Linked DNA regions of Homo sapiens: regions 2 and 3 are each linked to region 1. The links are chromatin contacts, found by Hi-C or POLR2A ChIA-PET in ENCODE. All regions are on one chromosome and are shown on one strand. Each heading gives the region's core, a stretch centred on a gene start or an enhancer-like site at or near the end of the contact. The rest is flanking DNA. Distances are from core to core; before and after follow the strand shown.

Evidence for each region. Hi-C counts contacts between places; a loop is a spot of excess contacts on that map. ChIA-PET counts read pairs that join two places held with the same protein, here RNA polymerase II (POLR2A). Pooled maps may share reads with other maps.
Region 2: a loop to region 1 is called in a map of CD8-positive, alpha-beta T cell, with 33 times the contacts of the local background. The contact joins the promoter of PPM1A here to the promoter of NAA30 in region 1. A Hi-C loop is called at or near these places in 1 of 168 maps with a recorded cell type or tissue (CD8-positive, alpha-beta T cell) and 14 of 50 pooled maps. POLR2A ChIA-PET finds 5 or more read pairs at or near these places in 1 of 52 experiments (CD4-positive, alpha-beta T cell).
Region 3: a loop to region 1 is called in a map of naive thymus-derived CD4-positive, alpha-beta T cell, with 13 times the contacts of the local background. The contact joins the promoter of PCNX4 here to the promoter of NAA30 in region 1. A Hi-C loop is called at or near these places in 2 of 168 maps with a recorded cell type or tissue (both naive thymus-derived CD4-positive, alpha-beta T cell), 1 of 37 single-sample maps with no recorded cell type and 15 of 50 pooled maps. POLR2A ChIA-PET finds 5 or more read pairs at or near these places in 1 of 52 experiments (AG04450).

The regions. Positions count from the first base shown.
Region 1 is chr14:57,388,249-57,393,198 of GRCh38, forward strand. NAA30 (N-alpha-acetyltransferase 30, NatC catalytic subunit) reads left to right here and starts at 2,338. Exons shown (of 5, transcript NM_001011713.3): 1 at 2,338-2,457; 2 at 2,709-3,480. The coding sequence starts at 2,710. RefSeq lists an enhancer at 2,322-3,317 and silencers at 2,446-2,585, 2,716-2,865.
Region 2 is chr14:60,246,145-60,251,094 of GRCh38, forward strand. PPM1A (protein phosphatase, Mg2+/Mn2+ dependent 1A) reads left to right here and starts at 3,077. Exons shown (of 6, transcript NM_021003.5): 1 at 3,077-3,533. RefSeq lists enhancers at 1,631-1,880, 2,423-3,151, 2,461-2,510, 2,571-2,920 and silencers at 3,021-3,120, 3,321-4,060.
Region 3 is chr14:60,089,118-60,094,067 of GRCh38, forward strand. It overlaps PCNX4 (pecanex 4), which reads left to right and starts at 2,806. Exons shown (of 11, transcript NM_001330177.2): 1 at 2,806-3,302. PCNX4-DT (PCNX4 divergent transcript) reads right to left here and starts at 2,629. Exons shown (of 5, transcript XR_943918.4): 1 at 2,586-2,629. RefSeq lists enhancers at 2,627-2,756, 2,847-3,036, 3,000-3,633.

The DNA.
Region 1 (4,950 bases), core at 1,088-3,587:
GACAACATCTGGTCAGCTCCTCAGTGTGACAGAGCTCAATGCCAAGTTGCAACACAGAAAGAACAGGAAGGCCTGCTGCCATTCATTCACTACAGTGAAGGTACATGCTTTTTAGGAAGGGCTTACATTTAAAAGTAAATTACTGAGAGGTATTTTTCTAAGTAAAATTCACCCTTAAACATCTCTTATGGAATTATCTGGTGCCTCTTGGGCCAGTTTTTCCACCATGATTTGAACAGATCATTGTTTCATTGGCTGACTACCCAGGTTACACTTAGAAACTTTGAAAAACATGTATCTTTAAACAATGTATGCACATTTGGAAACATGGTTTTGTTTTGTGCTTTTTAAAAGACAGAAAAGGGATCACGCTGTACTTATACATCTCATTTATATCCCCCACACATCAAGGTGTTTAGGAGGTTTTCAATGTATCTGTAGCAAGTTATACATTCTGAAAATGGCCACAGCAATATTTCTGGTCCCATATGCTCTTTGAGAACCTTGCCTCTCTCCACCAAGAGTAGAGTCTATTTCCCCTCCTGTCAAAACTGGATATAATTTTGTGTCTGCCTAGATACAATGCAGCAGAACTGACACTACATAACTTGTTTTTTGTTTCTTTTTGATGAGAGGGAGTCTCCCTGTGTTGCCCAGGCTGGAGTGCAGTGGCGCAATCTCGGCTTACTGCAACCTCCGCCTCCCGGGTTCAAGTGATTCTCCTCAGCCTCCTGAGTAGCTGGGACTACAGGCATGAGCTACCACGCCCGGCTAATTTTTGTATTTTTCGGCAGAGATGAGGTTTCACTGTGTTGGCCAGGCTGGTCTCGAACTCCTGGCCTCAAGAGATCCTCCCGCCTGGGCCTCCCAAAATGCCAGGATTACAGGCGTGAGGCACCGCACCTGGCTAGAGACTACATGACTTCTAAGGCTAGGTTATAATGGGTAATATGCTTCTGATTGACTTTCTCGCACGATACTTGCCGTGGAACCCAGCCACCAGGCTGTGACAAAGCCCAAACCAATCAATGCTAAAAGACCACCGGGAGAGGTCTACATGGACTAGAACTGAGGCCTCCAGCCTTTATCCTGCATCAACCATCAGCGGTGAAAGTGAAGTTTTCAAATAATTCTACTCCTCAGCCTTAGAGTCTTCCAACTGAAGCTCTACGCATAATGGAGTAGAGAAAAGCCATCCCAGTTGTGCTCTGTCTGGATTTCAGAGGCACAGAATCTGCGAGCATAATAAATACTTTATACATAGAGTTTAGATTACGGCAAAAAGTTGCAAACGTGTTCCGTCATAGAATTATATATTGAAAACGTCCATCTGCGGCACACCAGACCAGCTCTATAAATCAGGTTTTTAACAAAACCGAATTTGTTCAGTGAGCGGGTGAGTTACACTACCTGTCTCAGCTCAGACCTGCCGGGAGTCAATTGTGGACTAGAGCAGAAGGCGCCCAGCCACAAGCTCAAGTTCTATCCCCTTTGCACTCGATAGGCAGATCCCCTGGGAGGATCAGGCCACCTGTTTACCAGTGCTTCCTAACCTATTTGTGTCACAAGTTTAGGAGTGTGCTTCTTAGCCCTGGTCACTCTCTTTCACCACCTCTCTCTAACCCTTCCCCAGGTGTGCTAGCAATTGCCCAACACCTGTCAGTCACTTTTGCCTCCAATTTTACTGGGTGCGAGGAGCAGAGTAAGGAGGGAGAGGAAGAGGGCTGACTCCCTTGCCTCAAAGTGGCAAGGGCCAGCTGAACTTAATTCACACTGCAAACCACCACGTTTCGACAGCCATCCCCATATTTTCACAGCTCAAATCTTCCTTTCTTTTTCGGTCGGCTTCTCTGATTTGCTCCATTTTTAATCGCTCCTCCCCCATCCTCCTTGCCCCTGGTCAGGGCAAACATTAAACGCTGTGCAGCTTTAAAAGGGCATTTTTAGGTGACTTGTAAACGGCTTGTTCCACAGGCCCCGAATTGGCGAGATTCGCTACAGCTCGGAGTGCGCGGTAGACTTTAAGCAGGGAGCGCCTGCCCGGTCCATCCCTCCCCGGCCCCGCGTGGCAAGCACCGCAGGTTGAGGCGCCCCCAAACCGAGGAAGAGGGTTTGGGAGCCTGTGACTCCAAAGCCCTCTGCAACTTCCCGGCCCCACAGCCCCACCCACTAGCACGCGGCCTTCCCCGCAGCCCGCAGGAGACACCTTTGTCCCCGCCCCTCCACAGGTCACCTCCCTCCACGCCCCTCTCTCTTGGCCCGGGCAGCCGGCAGGCAGGGAAGTGTCGTAAAGCCAGGCCCAGGAAACTTTACCCGGCCTAACAGCTGAGGCGCTTTACGGCGACGGCGGCTGAGTGAGAACCTTGGCGGCTGTGGAGGCTGCCGCGGCTGCGAAGGAGGCGGCGGCGGTGGCGGAGGAAGAGGAGTGGCGGCAGCGGCGGCGGGGACCCGTGCGGGGTGAGCCGTGAGGAGGGGCCGCGAGTGACAGGGCTGGCGGGTGGGCCCGGGCGGACGGGGACGGTGGCCGGCTGAGCAGCTGGGCGGCGCTGAAGAGCGGGGGGGTGGCGGGGAATTGGGGGGCAGCTCCGTGAGGGACGGTTTCTGCCTTTGTTCCCCCCACCTCGGCCGCCCCCCATCCGTCGCCCCCTGTTCTCCGCGCTCCTCGGCCGGGTTTCATGGCCTCCCCTCTCGGTCTGTGTCGCTTCTAGGATGGCGGAGGTACCGCCTGGGCCTAGCAGCCTCCTCCCACCACCAGCACCTCCGGCCCCGGCGGCGGTCGAGCCCCGCTGTCCCTTCCCGGCGGGGGCCGCCCTCGCCTGCTGCAGCGAGGACGAGGAGGACGACGAAGAGCACGAAGGCGGCGGCAGCAGGAGCCCGGCGGGCGGAGAGTCGGCGACGGTGGCGGCCAAGGGGCATCCGTGCCTCCGCTGCCCTCAGCCGCCGCAGGAGCAGCAGCAGCTCAACGGATTGATTAGCCCCGAACTGCGGCACCTCCGGGCGGCCGCCTCCCTCAAGAGCAAGGTCCTGAGCGTAGCAGAGGTGGCCGCGACCACAGCCACCCCTGACGGAGGCCCCAGAGCGACTGCAACAAAAGGAGCCGGGGTACACTCGGGCGAGAGGCCCCCTCACTCCCTCTCTAGTAATGCAAGAACTGCGGTCCCCAGCCCGGTGGAGGCAGCGGCGGCGAGCGATCCCGCGGCGGCCCGCAATGGACTGGCCGAGGGCACCGAGCAGGAGGAGGAGGAGGAAGACGAGCAGGTGCGGCTGCTGTCTTCGTCCCTGACCGCCGACTGCAGCTTAAGAAGCCCTTCGGGCAGGGAGGTTGAGCCTGGGGAGGATCGGACGATACGATATGTCCGATATGAATCCGAGCTACAAATGCCCGATATCATGAGACTGATCACCAAAGATCTGTCCGAACCCTACTCCATTTATACCTATAGATATTTTATCCACAACTGGCCACAGCTGTGCTTCTTGGTAAGTGGATAGAATAAAAAGAGGGTGAACCCAGCAGTGATCGAGACTGTGCGGGGCAGGGAGTGAGGGCCCAGAATGTGGCAGTGGATATCTCCTGCTGCGTATCATAGTACGTTATATGATGTCAAGTGCTGTACACATTCCTAGTTATTTAATGAAATTGTTTTGAAGGTAAGACTTCATGATTCGGGTTAACGTGATACTAGTGTAACTGCAGCAAGCCTGTATGGTGGCGTGTTTCACTGGGGTGGGGGTCTTGTGTCTTGTTTACATTAGATTATAATCGTGTTTAACCGTCTTTAATTACCCGCCCGCATCCTCAAACACTTTACAGTCATTTAATTTGAACATGGTTCTGTTCAGATACAGGCCTTATTAGTCTCTCGATTACAACCATAATCAGGGAAGAGTGTATGCATAAACATGTTGTGGTGAACATGGATGTCAGCAAACTTGGTGTGGTCATATTGGAGAATTAAATCTTACAAGCATTTTCGGTAATTATGGAGATGTTTCTCTTTACTTCAACTGGACAATTAACAGTTGTAGCCAGCCTGCTTTCTGGTACTCCATTCCAGAAAGCGCTACTAACACTTCTGGTGGCTGAAAGACTCCTGAAACTTGAACAAAATACCCTTTTGTGGAATGTAGAAAACTTGTGTGAAATTGTTACCGATCTGATTTTTTTTTTTTTAATTTAAGAAACTGGTTGTAGATGTGGCCAAACACTAGTAACACTGGCTTGTGTAGAGTATAATTGACAATAATATTACACGTAAGTGAAAGACTTTTGGACGGTTTTTAAAAATTAACATAGTATTGGCAGTACCAGTAATTTCTTCACAATAATATTGACCCATTTCAGTCTGTATGAACCCTTTAACTTAAACGTTGACTGCAGGTGTATGCTTTGTATCATGTGCTCACAAGCATATTGTTTCTGTTGAATTTTACTACAGAAAGATGACATCCTTTTAAGGAATATTTTTTAATATGTGAAGGGAAAAGCCACCATTACTTAATGTTTTAGCATTGGCTTAGTTTCACTTGGTAATTCCCTGCAAGATATTTTGACAATACTTATCTTTTTGATTCTCTAGCTTGGTGATAATTTGAAAATGTAACCTGGGTATTGTAGATAATGGTAGTTCTATTTTCTGTCTTAACTTGCTTAAACTTCAATTCAGTACATTTGTTAAAACTGTGGGTACTACTTTATATTCTTGAAAACTGCTCTTTCAGTATTCTAAGCATTGTATCAGAATAGTTCTAAGACATGTCTGTGTCAATGAATATGAGAAAATGATTTATAGCACTATTATAAATGTCATATCAAATGCCACTGTAATTGCTAAAAATTGTAGATTTAGTTGTAAGTTAACCCACAGAAGTAGATGATTGAGTCACATTTCAAGTTGAAATAGATGTTTTTCTGTCAATTCCAGGAAATAGTTGTGTATATGATATTTA
Region 2 (4,950 bases), core at 1,827-4,326, 2.9 Mb after region 1:
TCTCAAATACTAGCCTCCTGAGGGGGTCATTTACATTACTGCATATATTTTGAGAGGCCCAGGCAAGTCTGCCTCAAGGGTGACTCTCCTGGAGAGTAATTTGGGAGCAGGAATGTAAACCTTTTTTTAAGTCACAATTGTGGTGGAAAGGGAAAGAGAGTATTGCTGATCAGATTAAGCTTTAGACTCCACACTACAGCCCCTGTCCTCACCCCAAGCCTCCCAATTACTAGGCTATCAACACACACTAAATTCAGGACTTTAAAGCCAATCTTGTAGATAATCTTTTTCTTTGTTAATTGAAATATAAACAGATTTCCAAAGCAGAGCAGGATAGTTTTATAATATACCTATAAAAATTACTAAAATGTCATCATCATGGCAATATATTCCCACTAAAATCTTACTGTGAACATCCCAAATATGTGTAGAGGCCCGGCAAAGTCTTACAGTTCAGAAGAGAACTTTCAATCCTCTTTTTTCAATGTTATTTTCCCCTTCTATCTGTCCCCCCTTCTTAGCATAAGGTTTAATAAAAGGGGATATGATGATATTAAACATATTTAATCAGACAATATTGATATCTTTTTAAAATATTAATCTTATAACCCATGAGTTTCCTAGTTCATACCAAAATGTCCCTGCAAGCTGTATTCAGAAATAAATAGTAGGAAGGTGCTGCTTTATCGGCAGTCTGTACAATGCGTAGACTCCTTAAAAATTTCTTTCTGTTCATATTTTCTATTTCTCTCCCTCTTCTTCTACAATTGACCCAGATTCTCCAAGTGCAGAACAGAGAGAAGAAAGGTGTGGAAGCCTAAAGGAAGGAAGCAGAAAGATAGGCAGGCATTTCAAGTTTTCTATGGTCCACTACCGTCACTAGTGACCCAGCTTCTGCTTATAAATAAGAAAATTTGTCTTTTAAGAGCACTCTAAATGGTTGCCATATGAGCTTTTGTAGTTCAGAATGTTAATGAGTCCACCAGCATGCTACTCATGCTGTTACTTGCCTGGAGTATTAAGGATTCCAAGAAGGTAGCGTTTCAAAGATCTCTGATCTAATTTCTTTTTTTGGGGGGTCGGGGAGATATGTGGAGAATTAGGAAATGTATCCTCAGATGATACTGAGACCAAATGCATAGTGAATTTTATTTTTATTTTGTATATGTGGAAATGATCCACGATCATCTTCTAAGGAATTCTGGCCGGGAACAGTGGCTCACGACTGTAATCCCAGCACTTTGGGAGGCCGAGGAGGGTGGATCACGAGGTCAGGAAACCGAGACCATCCTGGCCAACACGGTGAAACCCTGTCTGAACTAAAAATACAAAAAAATTAGCCAGGCGTGGTGGCAGGCGCCTGTAGTCCCAGCTACTCGGGAGGCTGAGGCAGGAGAATGGCATGAACCCGGGAGGCGGAGCTTGCAGTGAGCCGAGATTGTGCCACTGTACTAGCCTGGATGAAAGAGCGAGACTCTGTCTCAAAAAAAAAAAAAAAAAAAAAAAAAAAAGTGAAGGAAACAGAACCTTCCCCAAAGTCATGTTGAGAAAATTAGAGATGGCTTTTTACAACTTTAAAAGCAGCAGCTAAATATTTGCTGAATGCCAGAAAGAATAAATAGGTTGCTTTTGATCTAAGAGTTGGGGCAACAAAATGGTTTAGGAGATAGAAAGTAGTAGGGTGCAAATTGCTATAGTGAGCTCCTCAAGTAAAATAGAGAGGCCTTCAACATAAATTTACCTTTTTTACTGGCCAGAACTCAATTTGGCCAGTAAAAGAACCTGCCTTCTACAATGAAGTCTTTGGTTTGTGTGTGCATCAGAACATCTTTTAAAAATACGGACTTTTCTTCTAACTTCTTTTCCTGCGAATGTGGTGTAGGTCAAATTCGTGAACTGGTTAAGCCGCTGACAAGAGAGGGAAGGGCACCCCAGCCAATGGGAACCCGTGCTGGTGATGTACTGCTCCTAGGCTGCGATTCATTGGCTGCCTAGGGTTTGTCATTCTATCCCCGGCGTCTGCAAGCAGCGTGGGTCGGGTTTTCCAGCTAGCTAAACTGGATTTTGGCCGCTGGCACGTGCAGTTTCTATTAACTTTAGCTCATCTCTACCTCTTAATAGAAGCAGCTGTTATGTTTCTGATTATTCTCCTGATTTTGAAAAATCCTGTTCCCTTAACCTACCTCATTGGAGGTCGTTGGAGGTCCCCTGGGACAGAACCACGTGATTATCTAACATGTGCAAATAAATACAATGTGGAATCCCCTGAACTATAGAGGGAAAACCTGCCAGAAACTCAGAGCATGTGCCCCGTGCGTGAATCAGTTGCACTCGCACATTGGTGGGCGGTGGTAGCGTGCTTGTGTCTCTGCCCTTTGGGTCGCGAGGTGTGTGGCCGTGGCACCTGCTTGGGCTTCCTGGGGTCACTGGGAGAGGAAGGCTCTGGAGGAGTGGGACTCTGGGGTAGGGGGGTCTGGCAGCTGCCTGGGACCCACCATGGGTTCGAAGGGCAGCGGCCAGACCGCGACGGCGCCCAAGAAGGGTGGACAGCTTCGGGTCTGTGCTCGGGGCTGCGTGTACACCATCTTCGCAGGGAGTGGGGTTTGTATCTGCAGGCAGGTAGAAGAGCCAGGGCTCCGGGCGCGGACGCCGTAGGGGTAGCTTCCGAGTCCCTACTTGGCCAAGGGCCGGCACGGAGGGGCTGTCGATCTACTGGGCACCTAATAGCCGCACATTCTGTCCAGTCCCTGGCGCCGGAACGTGAAGGCCCGGGTCCTGGCTGCTATCCGGGATCCGGACGCTCCCTTCGGCTTCGGCCTGGTGCTCCAGGCCGTAAGGCAAAGGCGGCGGCAGCAGCAGCGGCAGAGAAAGAAGCTGGGTAAGGCAGTGACGTCATCTGTGGCGGCCCCTCCCCCGCCCGCCAGCCCTCACCGCAGTTCCTGCCCAACGACATCCGGGTCTCTGTAGCTGCGCGCCGCGCCGCAGCTGTAGCGGCGGCGGAGCCAGCGGGGCGGGGCGAGCGGAGGGGTGGGGGAGGGGCGACGCGGTCGTGAGCGCGCCTGCGCGGGGCCGCGCTAGAGGCGGCGGCGGCGGCGGTGGCGGCGCTAGGGACGGGAGCGCGCGCGGGAGCTAGAGAGCAGTGGTCTCGGCGCTCGTCCGGCCCGCAGCTTCGGGTCCTCAGGCGGCTGTTGCTCCGGAACGGGTGGTTGGGGAGGGGGGGGTGGGGGGACTCTAGACAGCTGAGGCGCGAAAGCGATGAGTCCTCGGCTCTTCCTCCTCCTTCTCCGGGACCCGCTCTCTGCCTCCCTCTCCAACGCCCGGATGATCTGAGCCGCGAGGGCGCCGACAGCCGGGGGCCCGGACGCAGCCCGGCTCCTCCCCTCCTCCGCCCCTTCCCCAGCCTGACCTGGCCCGCCGCTGCAGCGGTGACCCCTCCCCCGGCTGCCGCCGTCGCCGCCGCGGTGACCCCCTCCCCGGCTGCCGCCGCCGCCGCCTCGGCCGACCAGGGACCTGCCCGCCTGCGGCTGCTCCGGGTAAGTGCGGCGCTCGGGCCGACGGCGGGCTGGCGGGCGGTGCGGGCCTGCGCGGCGGCGGCGGCGGGCAGGCCTGGGGCCTGTAAACAAGCCGGGCGTCTGCCCGGGCGCTCCCGGGAGGAGACGCGACAACTCCACCCCCTGGCCGGCCTCCTCCCCCGAGCCGGGCGGCGGACGGCGAGGGGTTAACGCTCGGCGAGGGCGGTGGCGGGGAGGCGGGGGCGGGGTGTTAGTTGCGGTGGCGCGGGGAGGGGGCGCGACCCTCTGGCCGTCCGCGGCCGAGATGGGTGTTTGTGGCGGCGAAGCAGGCGACGGCCGCAGGCCGGCCTGGCCGGAGAGCGGCCTGCAGAACTTTTCCCGAGCGGGGAGGGGGCGTCCCCGCGCCCCCACCCGCTCGGGCGCGCCGCCCCGGCTGTCCTGGGCTTCAGCCCCTGGGAGGGAGGCGGGGAGACTTCCTTTGAACCGGGCTTAGCCTCGAAAAACCTAATTCTGTAGAAATTGCTTAAGGTTTTACAGGGGGCAGGGCTGAGAGACTCCTTCAGAACTCAAGTCAGTGAGTGATGCCTCTAGTTCATTCATTATTAAGGCATCGAACAAATCCATTGAAGTAAATTCCGATTTCTTATCCTTTTAACTACGTAAATCGGGTAAAACTTCTTGATGTTAGAGCTTGGTTGAGGTATGGTTCTGTTCTGCTTGTAGATTTTAAATAAACTTGGAGCCTTTTCTTGAAAGACAGCTGGCTGTGGAGAGCCTTCTACCAACTGCAGTTTTAGATACGTTTTGAAAATTTCATCACCTGAGGTATTTTTCTTCTCTCCTGAAACACCACATGGTACAAATCCACAAAAGTCATGCTTCAGTTGTCCAAGCCATGGGATCTGTGTGCTAGCCCCACCTCCCCGCAAGTTTCCTGCTCATTGGAATAATGAGCTGAATGTGTTTTAAGAAGTGGTTGGAAGAGTATGAGAGATAGGTATCATTTTCTCAAAGGAAATGATTTTGACATTATTGAGAGAAATTAGACATTTTAACAATTGTTTTGTAAAACAGTCTTTTCAAACTTGCACGTTGGGGTTTTAAACACAACCACTTTACATGTGTTGCGCTCCGAAAAGTGGAGGGATTTGTTGAAACACTACTCTGCTGAGACTTAGGGTTCCAGAGCACTTGGGAATTTAGCATAGCTTGGTCCCCAACTCTCTTTGAAACACTTTACTTTTATACTTTTATCTTGCTACATATTGGGCCTTTTCCAAAGATTGTATTTCTGTAACTCCTTATTTTACAAATGAGAAAATTGAAAATAAGGAGATTCTCTATTCTTAGATGCTGCTTTTACTGACTTAATGCTTTCTTTACCAATAAATAATTTGAAGCACAAAGTAACATTTCCTAGTGTTATAGTTTTGTTCTT
Region 3 (4,950 bases), core at 1,556-4,055, 2.7 Mb after region 1:
TTCTTCCCAAAGCTATTATTCCTCCTGTGTTTCTTTAAAGGCACCCGGAACTGTGAGCATGATTTTGCCTTCTCTTTGGCCCATACCTAGTGCTGCAGCTCTGCATTATTTTCAGAGACTTCTGGCCAGTGGTCTCTGGGAACAAGGCAGAGTGAGGGTTTATGGTGTGGGTTTTGCTTTTGTTTTACTTTTTAGCAAGAGAAGTTAACTTGGGTATGAACTGAAAACGGGCATTACCATTACACAATAACACGTATGTCATGATAATGCCTGGCTAAACATCTTCTCTGGCTGAAGCAGCAGTTCCAGATTTTTCACAATTTGTTTCATTTTATGTGAATCAGCAGGGTAGGAAAAAATACACGAATCTTGAAGACATACAGATACGGACTCAACTCCAGATGTCATCACTTATTTTACTTTTCTCAAGCTCAGATTCCTTACATTTGAAATAATAATAAGCTACCTCATAAGGTTAAGATTAAATGAGGTACACAAAGTACTGATTCTATGTATGCTCTAAGTATGTGTTGAATGAATTAAAGAATAAATGTTCCCCTACCTGGAATACCTCTTCTCCCAGCTAACTCTGTTTTTGTTTTTGTTTTGTTTTTTTTTTTTTGAGACAAGATCTCACTCTGTTGTCCAGGCTGGAGTGCAGTGGTGCAATTTCGGCTCACTGCAACAACCTCTTACCTCAGCCTCTGAGTAGCTGGGACCACAGGCGCACACAACCACACCTGGCTAATTTTTTGTATCTTTTGTAGAGACAGGGTTTCACCATGTTGCCTCAAACTCCTAGGCTCAAGCGATCCTCCTACCTCAGCCTCCCAAAGTGCTAGGATTGCAGGCAAGAGCCACCACGCCTGGCCCAGCTGTCCACTCACCCTTTAAAAATGGATTGCAACCATCCTTAATTTCCCCAGAATTATGTGTCCCACTTTGTTTCTGAAGCTCAGCGCATACCTGTTTATCACATACACTGTAATTACTGATGTCCTTGTTGTTCAAGTTATGTCCTTGATGTCCAAGTTATATTTTGGTAAATTCCTTAAGGATCATGTTTTATTTGACTTTATATCTGCAGCAATTAGTGTAGTTCCTGACAAATAGGAACCACTATTCCCTTCACTATTTCAATAAATGTTGAATGAATATTTTATACACAGCTAACCAAAGGGCTTGTACCATATGCCCTACTAATTTTATTCTAAGAAAGCACGATGTTCAAATATATTTGAAAAACAGCAGATATTTCAACAATAAACATGTTAATTCTGCTTGGGTCATATGTAATGCCCATGAGAAGAACAAGCATAAATACAGACTCTCTACATAAAGATAATAGCTCATCCTTACTAAGCACTTAAGCTGTGCCATTTACTCTGCTAAGCAATTTACAATTATTTGATTTAATCCAATGACATAACTCTCTGCGGGTTAAGTTCTATTATTTGCCTTATTTTACAAGATATGGGGAAACTGAGCACTAGAGAAATTACATAACCTCAAGATCTCACAAGTAGTAAGCAGTAGTGCCAGGGTTTCAACCCAGACTTCCTGACTCTGGAGCCTCCACTCTTAATTACATGAAACTCAGACTTCTTGGCGGTAAGTGATGCTTCCGAGATGCTTAATGTGGTACTCTGACCCGCAATGAGTGAGCTTCAATGAGAAAAACTATGGATGGACCAACAGCACGTTTTCCCATATTCTATCAAATCGTGAAGATACCAAACTATGAAAGGGTCTACCTGCAAATTAAGTCCTTGAAGACAAGTATATGTATATCCGGGGTTTTCTTCCACATGCTTTCAACACACTACACTTTTGCTCTGGACACAATATCTTAAAAATAAATAAATAAAGCTTTGGCTTTTAATATGAACACAGTAATTATTTTTCTATTACGACCTGAAAACCTAAATACTTAAATACAAAGTCAGCATTTCCAAGACAGCCAAGAGCCAAGAATTAAAAAAAAAAAAAAATTAAGGCCGCATTTATAGTTTTGAGGAATGGAGATCCAAACAAAACAGTCCACAAGTCATCTTGGACGCTGAAGTGTGCAGAACTGCTAGGGCATCTACCCAATCACATGGGGGAATTGCGGGTACCTTGATACCGACAAGTTAGCTTCAAAGTTCCCTTACCCGAGCCTCTAAATCAGCTGAGACCAATCATTGTTAACGCTCTCCGGGGCCGTCTTGAGGACTCCCAGTTGGCAATCTGGAACGTGTCCAGAACTTGGTGGGGCGGGGGGGGGATCATATTTCGTGGAGAATGGGGGAGGTGAGCCCTGGGTATAGGGATAACTTTTTAACTAGCGTTAATTGGGGTCTTTGCGGCCAGGCTGTAAAGATTCCCGCCACACTAATATGAATCAGCCATGGCCTTTTAATTGGAACGCCGGAACTCTGCCTTGTTTTATTAATATCTTAATAACACGTTTCTATAATGGACATGTTGGTTCCTTGTATTTTAAAACGCAGCCACAAACTGAGGCGATAGCGATCACGTTATGCAGTCCCCAATCGTCCAAGCCGAATAGGCTGCATGAAGTATCACTCAAAAACATTCATTACCGTCGGTGTGTTGAGTGGTAACGCCAGTGTGCGAATTCATTAATGGAAATCACGGGACCCCGAGCGGTTGGAGATCTGCCACACCCCTCTGCCTGCGTTAAGACAGCCTGACCCGACCTCTGGTAAATTAATGCGCAAAATGGCGGTTGCACGTCTGTTTCCCCACCCCGGCGCACAATCCTGAGGAAGGACGTCACGTCACCAGGGCAACGACGCTCTTGCGTAAAGGCCCGGCCCAAGGGAACGTTCAGGGCGTCTCGGCTTTCCCCGCTGCTGCTTCTGCTAGGCCCAGTGCGAGACCAGAGCACGAGCGACTCCCGTCGTCCCCGGCCAGGCAGATGTTGGCCTAGTCCTGGCGCGAACGAAGCGCGCTATTTCCCTGCTTCCTCTAGGCCAAGCCTGCTTTACGGCAGGGCCCGCCTCGGGAGCGAGCACAGACCGGGGCAGCGAGGCCAGCCAGGCGCCGACGAGGTCCCCGAACGCGCACGCGCTCCGTTCAGCTCCGGGTGGCGGCCGCCGGAGTAGACGTTAGCCATGGAAACCGAGAGCTGGCCCGGGCGGGGCCGCGGTGAGCTCGTTATTCGGCCGCCGCAGCTTTTCTGCCTCCGCATTCGGGCACTAACCAACCTCCCGGCGGGAGCGCCCAGCCCGAGTTTACCTGCAAAAATGCGGTCCCTGGGATGCCTTCGCGTCTTCTCTTCCCTCGGGTGACTTGAGGTACGTTCGTTGTCCGACGTCCACCTCGGGACTTCTTCGGCATCTTAATGTCCAAGCCTGTGCGGAGAGCCAAGTTGTTCTAGGGGCTTTCATTGCCACAAGAAACATATTTTTCGTTTTTCGTTGCAAAACCTTTAAGTGCAATTATTGCGCTTAATGAACTCAGTCATTAGAGATAGTAATTCAGTGTGATTTTAACTTTCCTTTGAAAGACTACTTTAGCCTGTTGAATTGTAGCATTTTGTTTCTAAGAGACTCGTACGAAATGGAATATGGCACACCCACCCGGAGCTGTGTCCGTTAGGTAGAACTGTACTCTCGCAATATCTCCAACTAAACCTCTTTTGTCCGAATTGTTCAACTCATGGCCCCCTGAACGTGAAGCGCTCCTTCCCCACTGATCTCGACCTCTGTCCCCACAACCTCTTGTCTCTCCAGGACCAGAATTTACTCCAGTGAATCGGAAGTTGTTTTCCATGCCGCTGAATTGGTTATCTGCTCTGTATCCATCATTTTTCACTTACTCATTTTTTACTATTTTTAGGTGTTTGTTTTCTTCATTAAATCATTCCTGCAGTTAGGGCAAAGACTGCCCTTCATGTTATTTGGTATCCACCGCCACTCACGCCAAATCCCCAGACCTTTAGCATAGCATCCAGTTCAGATGTTGCCTTTTCACGAATTTAACTGTTTGTAGCATCTGTTGGCTGCTCCTAAATTTCCTACTTAAAGAGCTGCCTTCTAATTATTAACTGCTGTGGAAAATACCAATCAGGGAAGCTTTTTCTTTTTTAAGAGCTTTATTGAGATGTAATTTACATTCAATACAATTCACCCATTTATAGAATTGTGCAACCCTTACCACAGTCAAGTTTGGAACATTTTCATCACCCCAAAAAGAAACCTTTTACCCTCAGCAGTCACCACCTCCCTCCCCCCATTATCCTTACCCCACCAGCCATAAGCAATTACTAATCTGTTTTCTGTCCCCATAAATTTGCTTATTTTGGACATTTCACATAGACGGGAAAATACAATATGTGGCCTTTTGTAACGGGCTTTCACTTAGTGTGTTTTCAAGGTTCAGCCATGTTGTAGAATGTATGAGTACTTCATTCCTTTTTATAGTCTAATTTCATTGTGTGGATATATCACATTTATCCATTCATTGATGGACATTTGGGTTGTTTTCATTTTTTGGCTGTTAGTAATATTTCTTCTATGAATCTTTTGTGTACAGATTTTTGTGTAGACATATATGTTTTTATCTCTGTTGGGTGTATACCTGAGAGTAGAATTACTGGGTTATATGGTAACTCTATGTTTAGCCTTTTGAGGAACTGCTAGACTGTTTCCCAAAGGAGCTGTATCATTTTACATAACCACCAGATATGTTTGAGGGTTCTGATTTCTCCACAGTCTCATGAATACTTATTATTGTCTGCCATTTTTATTTTAGCCAGTCAAGGAGGTTTGAAATGGTACCTCATTATGGTTTCAGTTTGTGTTTTTCTAATGAGTAATGATGTTGAGTATCATTTTATATTTTCTGTGCTTATTAACCATTTGTATATCATCTTTGGAGAAATGTCTGTTCATATCCTTTGCTCATTTTTTAAAGATTGGATTATTTGATTTCTCATTATTG